2 separate regions of the Homo sapiens genome follow, and region 2 is linked to region 1. A link is a loop called in an ENCODE intact Hi-C map of the cell type or tissue named here. Cell type or tissue: Caco-2. All regions are shown on one strand. Links, peaks and the distances in the headings refer to the core of each region. The heading gives the core; the rest is flanking DNA.

What was found. Peaks named below come from ENCODE experiments on the same cell type or tissue, not always from the same donor. Only the 100,000 strongest peaks of a DNase experiment are listed, where the experiment ranks them.
Region 2: it touches region 1 in a loop (12-fold over the local background); 2 of 110 quality-filtered maps call a loop at or near these places.

What each region holds. Positions count from the first base shown.
Region 1 is chr5:42,853,227-42,856,158 of GRCh38, forward strand. No RefSeq gene overlaps it. Among named protein-coding and RNA genes, the nearest start is that of SELENOP, 43 kb to the left of the region's middle. In Caco-2, for the core only: no CTCF peak of the experiment used is centred there; a DNase peak (open chromatin) is centred at 1,705.
Region 2 is chr5:42,769,204-42,772,135 of GRCh38, forward strand. CCDC152 (coiled-coil domain containing 152) reads left to right here. Exons shown (of 9, transcript NM_001134848.2): 4 at 394-462. Among named protein-coding and RNA genes, the nearest start is that of CCDC152, 14 kb to the left of the region's middle. In Caco-2, for the core only: no CTCF peak of the experiment used is centred there; no DNase peak of the experiment used is centred there.

The DNA of each region.
Region 1 (2,932 bases), core at 297-2,796:
AATTGTGTACTTCTCAATATCACGGCCTTTCCCCTTTCTTCAGAGAAAGGCATATAGACCTGTCTCCCAGGCATGCATCCCTAACTTTGGCAAACAAACCTGCTAAAATGCTTGAGACTTGTCTCATCATTTTTCTGGATTGACAATCACAAGAGACACATTAAATCATAACTACACCAGAAAGTTTGAGAGAAAGTGGATGAGAAAAGTTAGAACAGAAAAAGTACTGAGTAAACTATATTAGTAGAAGACAAAATACATTAGGAGAAAATGTATTGTTTGAGACAAAGATATACCCACCCTGAAGCTGTATGAACTTAACAACATAGCCTCAAAATATAAAAATCAAAACTGACAGACTGAAAAGGAAACAATGATAAATCTACAACTACACATTTCTTTCAGAAATGTATCAAGAAGACAAAAACCTAATAGAAGATTTTAACCAAAAAATTTAACAAACTTGATTTGTAGACATATATAGAAGTCTGCACTCAATAATTAGAGAATACTCCTTCTCAAACAAACATGAAACATTTAGCAAAAGTTAGTCATGTGCTAGGTCACAAAACCAGTCTCAATAAACAGAAAGCATCAGTAACAATCATACCACATTTTTGGACACACTGCAGTAAAATTCAATGATTTGTAACCAAAGTATTTGAACTAATTAGAGAATTCAGTAATGAGATATGGACTTGGTGGTTTATTTGGGAAGTTATCCCAGGAAACAGAGCAAAGGGGCAAACAGAGTGAGGCAAGGAAGGAAGCAAGGCAAATACAGGATGTTTTATTGTGTTTGTTACCTCTTTGAGCAACTGTGATACTATCCTGCTTTGGGATCTCCAAGGAATAGTATGGACTGTGCCTCATAACTTTTCATGAAGAGAACAAGAGCCTGGAAAATTTATCCCTTGACTCTGCTGCTCATTAGTTCAGGGTTGCTCCTGGTATTACTCCTCCACAGTTGTAGTCTGTGCCTGTGCAGCCAAGGAACTTCCAGGTCTTCAGGGAAAACCCTGATGTAGAAGAGCAGAGATTCACTGAAAATTGCTTGAAGGGGACCTGGCAGCATTCATGCAACTGTCCCCTACAGGTTCCCTAAAATCCAGTGGCTTGAGGGAATTTAGCATCTGCTACAAATTGCATCCTTGAAAAATTAAAACAAAATGATTGTATGCATTATTTAAGATACATAAATATGTGTAAAAGTGTCAAAAATATTCAAGGGAATAATACAAACTACTTCAAAATCATAGTTTTGGGGTGGATGTAAGAATGAGTGTGACTTCAACTGTAGGTATAATTAATTTCTATAGAGAAAAAATGAAGAATCTAAAGGAAATATCACAAAATGTTAGTATTTATTAATTTAATAGATATGGGTATCTAGTTATTACTTTCTGTATTTTTTTATATATTCCACAATTAAATATTGTTTTGAAAGAATAAGTTCTGGTGCTTTCAATAGAAAGATTTTGCTTGATAATACATGCCATAATTACTGAACCTTCATTAAATAAAGAAGCTGAACTAGCAAAGCTCAGTTTTGTCTAGGTAGGCCCTGGCCTCCTCCAGAAGCAAAATTAAATGTTATGTTGTTTTCTGTTTCTTTAGGGGAAGTGTCCCTTTAAGGATCTGAACTTTGAGCACATGAGTCAAGCTCAAACAACAGTTTTCAGTCACAAGCTGTCTCAGCAGGTCATGGTGGCCTCCATCTTTCAGTTTGTGGTTATCACTTAAATTATCCTGGAAGAGTATTCTTAGCAATCTTTCAAATTCCTTTCCAAGTCCCTGTCAGTTTAGGTTCACCATTTTTATGGTCTAATTGGTTAATTATCATAAAATGATACACAGTGTACATGCGATCATGCTTTATAGCTGTTGTAAAAATAGATTATCACTCTAACTCTGTCTGGCCACAGGTGTGTTTGTTTTAATGGATTACAACAAGATTAGATTAGATTATCAGTCTAATCTTTTCAATTTACAGAAAATGAGGCCTAGAAAAATCAGATTTTTTTGTACTTAGTAACTAGTAGGTGACAAAGTTGAAAATCAAATTTTGGACCCATCATTATCATCAGTCTATGAGATAATATCTACGTTCCTTAGAGGTTACAGAATAAAACAAGTTATCTGTGAAGATCTGAAAGTATCACTCATTAAGACATCACAATTTATAGCCACCTGATTTAATCACTGTGGATAGCATAAGCATAATGCATCTGGCACTAGGAGCCATGCTCCTGGGTGGTATTCATGTCCAGCCTGTGCCTGTCTAATGCACTTATGCCCCTGGGATCTTCAGAGACAAATACCTTGCATGATTTCATGGTGTGTTAAGGCAGATCTTGTGTGTTGATATCATCTATAACAGCCTTAGCAAAAGCCATAACATCACTAATGTGATTAGGCACACCCCATCAGAATTATCAAAATTGCCCAGATCATTTGCCATTGGGTCAAAGAACCACTAGACTGGAGAGGACTTTGAGAAGTCACCTAGGGTACCTGTATCTAACACAGTGTTTCTCAAACATTAATGTGTATATGAATCACACAGGGAGCTTGTTAATGGAGATTCTGATTAAGTAGGTTTGTGCTATGGCCTGAAATTCTTCATTTCTAACAAAGGTGATATCAACACTGCTAGTCTTAGGACCAGCCTTGAAGTAGCAAAGCTTTTTCCTGTGGTTAAAAATTGCCCAGGGTCTATGACAAAGAAGTTGTGCTTCTCTGAGACAGGACACTGATGGCCAGAGAGGGTTGGTGGCAGGTGTTTTGTGTAAGCAACGCTCACAAAGCTAGTTATGTGCTGTCTAAATGCTTGTCTACACTAGTCAGAAACAAACTATTTGGCACTGCCAAAGTGCTTGACCCTGAAGGTTGCATTGGAGCATCTATAGACTCAGAGCTAGTAATTTTGCAA
Region 2 (2,932 bases), core at 164-2,663, 84 kb before region 1:
TGCCACTGCACTTCAGCCTGGACGACAGGGCAAGACTCTGTCTCAAAAAAAAAAAAAATTATATTTTTCCTTTATATAATTTTATTTAAGGTGCTTGGCTGCTTTATTAATATCTTGTAATTTCAAATTAAATATTATTATTATTATTTTTAGAGACAGGGTCTTGCTCTGTCACTCAGGCTGGAGTGCAATGGCATGAGCATAGCCCCCTGCAGCCTTGAACTCTTGGGTTCAAGTGATCCTCCTGCCTCAGCCTCTTGAGTCAATAGGACTACAAGGCACACATCACCATGCCTGGCTTAAATATTATTTTATTTTAATAATTTCAACTGAGAGAATAATTCCAAAATGAAAGCAAGGGATTTTAAAATAAATTTATCTTTTATATTTCAGAATGTGCTACTCTTCATAATATAATAAAAGGGCTACAACAGACCATTGAATATCAACAGAATTTGAAAGGTAAGTTAGAAAAAAAAGTAAAATCTAAAAAAGCATTGTGTATTTGAGCACCTTTAAAAATAGGAAGTTTTTACATGGTTGATAATAAATTTCAATTTGTCAGCTAAAAGAGGACTCCTTACTACTTAAAAATACTTTCCTAGATGATTATGAAATAAGAAATGTTATCCTGAACAGAACAATTCAGTCATGTTCTATCTGATAGTGACATAAAGGGATGTTTTACATAGGTCATATAGTTATTACCTTCAAAAATTTAGAACTCTATTTATTCTCAGTAGCATTCTTGGTCTTTAATAATCTTGTGTTCAGTTTTGAAGAGTGGATATTACTAGTTAAACCATAATTTTTTATTTAAACCACAGTGATAGTTTACCATTTAATTTTTTTGTCATAGACTAAGACTATATTTGTGCAAGTGAAGTCAACACATTCAGCTTATCTTATCTGTAACAATCATGTTAATCAAACAGGCCTACCATTCACAAAACAGACCAAGTATTTTGTGCTGTTCTGACTCAGCTGTGATGGCTGTGAGATTTTCTTCTACTATATCAGAGATTAGACTAAATTGCCTTAAAGGCCCCTTCCACATAAAACTCACATCAAATAAGCATTTCTCATCTTAGACCTCTGCCTTTATTTTAAAACAAGCACCTTATATATGTGAGATAAAATATTGATCTTATATGTGATTCCTGTAATTTGGAGTGTTAAAAAGGGGCACTCATGCTCCTATTTCAATGCCAGGGCTCAAAACAACTTTTCCCTTCCTTGTGACTAAAATACCACACCCAGCTGGGTTCTCTATTCTGTTCCATAATCTACATGTCTTTTTTTTTTTAACAGTGCTGTACTGTTCTGATTATTGTAGCTCTATAATATATTTTGAAATTAGGTAGTGCAGTGGCTCCAGGTTTGTTCTTTTTACTCAAGATTGCTTGGGCTATTTGAGGTCTTTTGTGTTTCCATATGGATTTTAAGATTGTTTTGTCTACTTCTGTAAAGAATGTCATTGGCATTTTGATAGCGATTGCATTAAATATGCAGATCATTTTAGATAGTATGGACATTTTAATAATATTCTTCTAATCTATTTATCTGTGTCTTCTTTCATTTCCTTCATCAATGTTTTATTACTTTCAGTGTACAAGATTCTCACCTTCTTTGGTGTACAAGATTCTCACCTTCTTTGGTTAATTCTTAAGTATTTTTATTGCCATTATGTATAGGATTGTTTCTTAATTTCCTTTCCAGATATTTTGTAATTTGTATATAGAAATGTGATCGATTTTTATATGTTGATTTTGTATACTGCAACTTTACTGAATCTGTTTATTAGTTCTAATAGGTTTTCTAAGTATATAGTCATGTCATCTGCGAATATGGATAATTTTCTTCTGTTCTGATTTGGATGCCCTTTATGTCTTTCTCTTTCCTAATTGCTCTAAGATTTCCAACACTATGTTGAAAAGAAGAGGCAAAAATGCTAAACACACTCCTGAACAATCATTGAGTCAAAGAATAAACCAAAGGAATTTTTAAAGTATCTGAGACAAATGAAAACACAACATACCAAAACCTATAGGATACAGCAGAAGACATTTTAATGGGGAAGTTTATGGCTGTAAAGCCTAAATTTAAAAGGAAAAAATATATATATATCCAATAAGTAATCTATCTTTACACCTCAAGGAACTAGAAAAAGAACAACAAATTAAGCCCAAAGGTACTCAAAGGAAAGAAATAATGAAGATTATAGGATAAATCAATCAAATAGAAAATAAAAAACAACAGAAAATTTAACAAAACTAGGAGTTTGTTTTTTTTGAAAAAATAAACTAAATTGACAAATGCTTGGCTACACTGAAAAAAAAAGAAAGATGTCAATATATAAAAGCAGAAATGAAAGAGAAGACGATACAACTGAAATCCTAGGGGGCGTGAGGAGGATAATAAGGGACTATTAAGAGCAACTATATGCCACCAAACTGGATAACCTAGAAGAAATAGTCAAATACCTAAGAATATACAACCTGCCAAAACTGAGTCAGAAATAGTCGGAACACACCAATGACAAATAAGGAGATTGAGTAAATAATCAAAAATCTCCCACCAAAGAAAAGCCCAGGATGAGGTGGCTTCATGGGAATTCTATTAAACACTCAAAGAAAAAGTAATACCGCTTTTTCTTAAACTCTTTCAAAAAATAAAAGCAAAGGGAACACTTCCAAACTCATCCTATGAGGCCAGCATCACCCGGACACCAAAATCAGACAAAGACACTGCAAGGAAAGAAAATTACATCCCAATATCCCTGATAAACACAGACTCAAAAATCTTCAATAAAATACTATCAAATAAAATTCAACAGCCCATTAAAAAGATCATATATCCTAACCAAGTGGGATTTATCCCTGGGATGCAAGTATGGTTCTGTATACACAGATCAATCAATGTGATACACCAT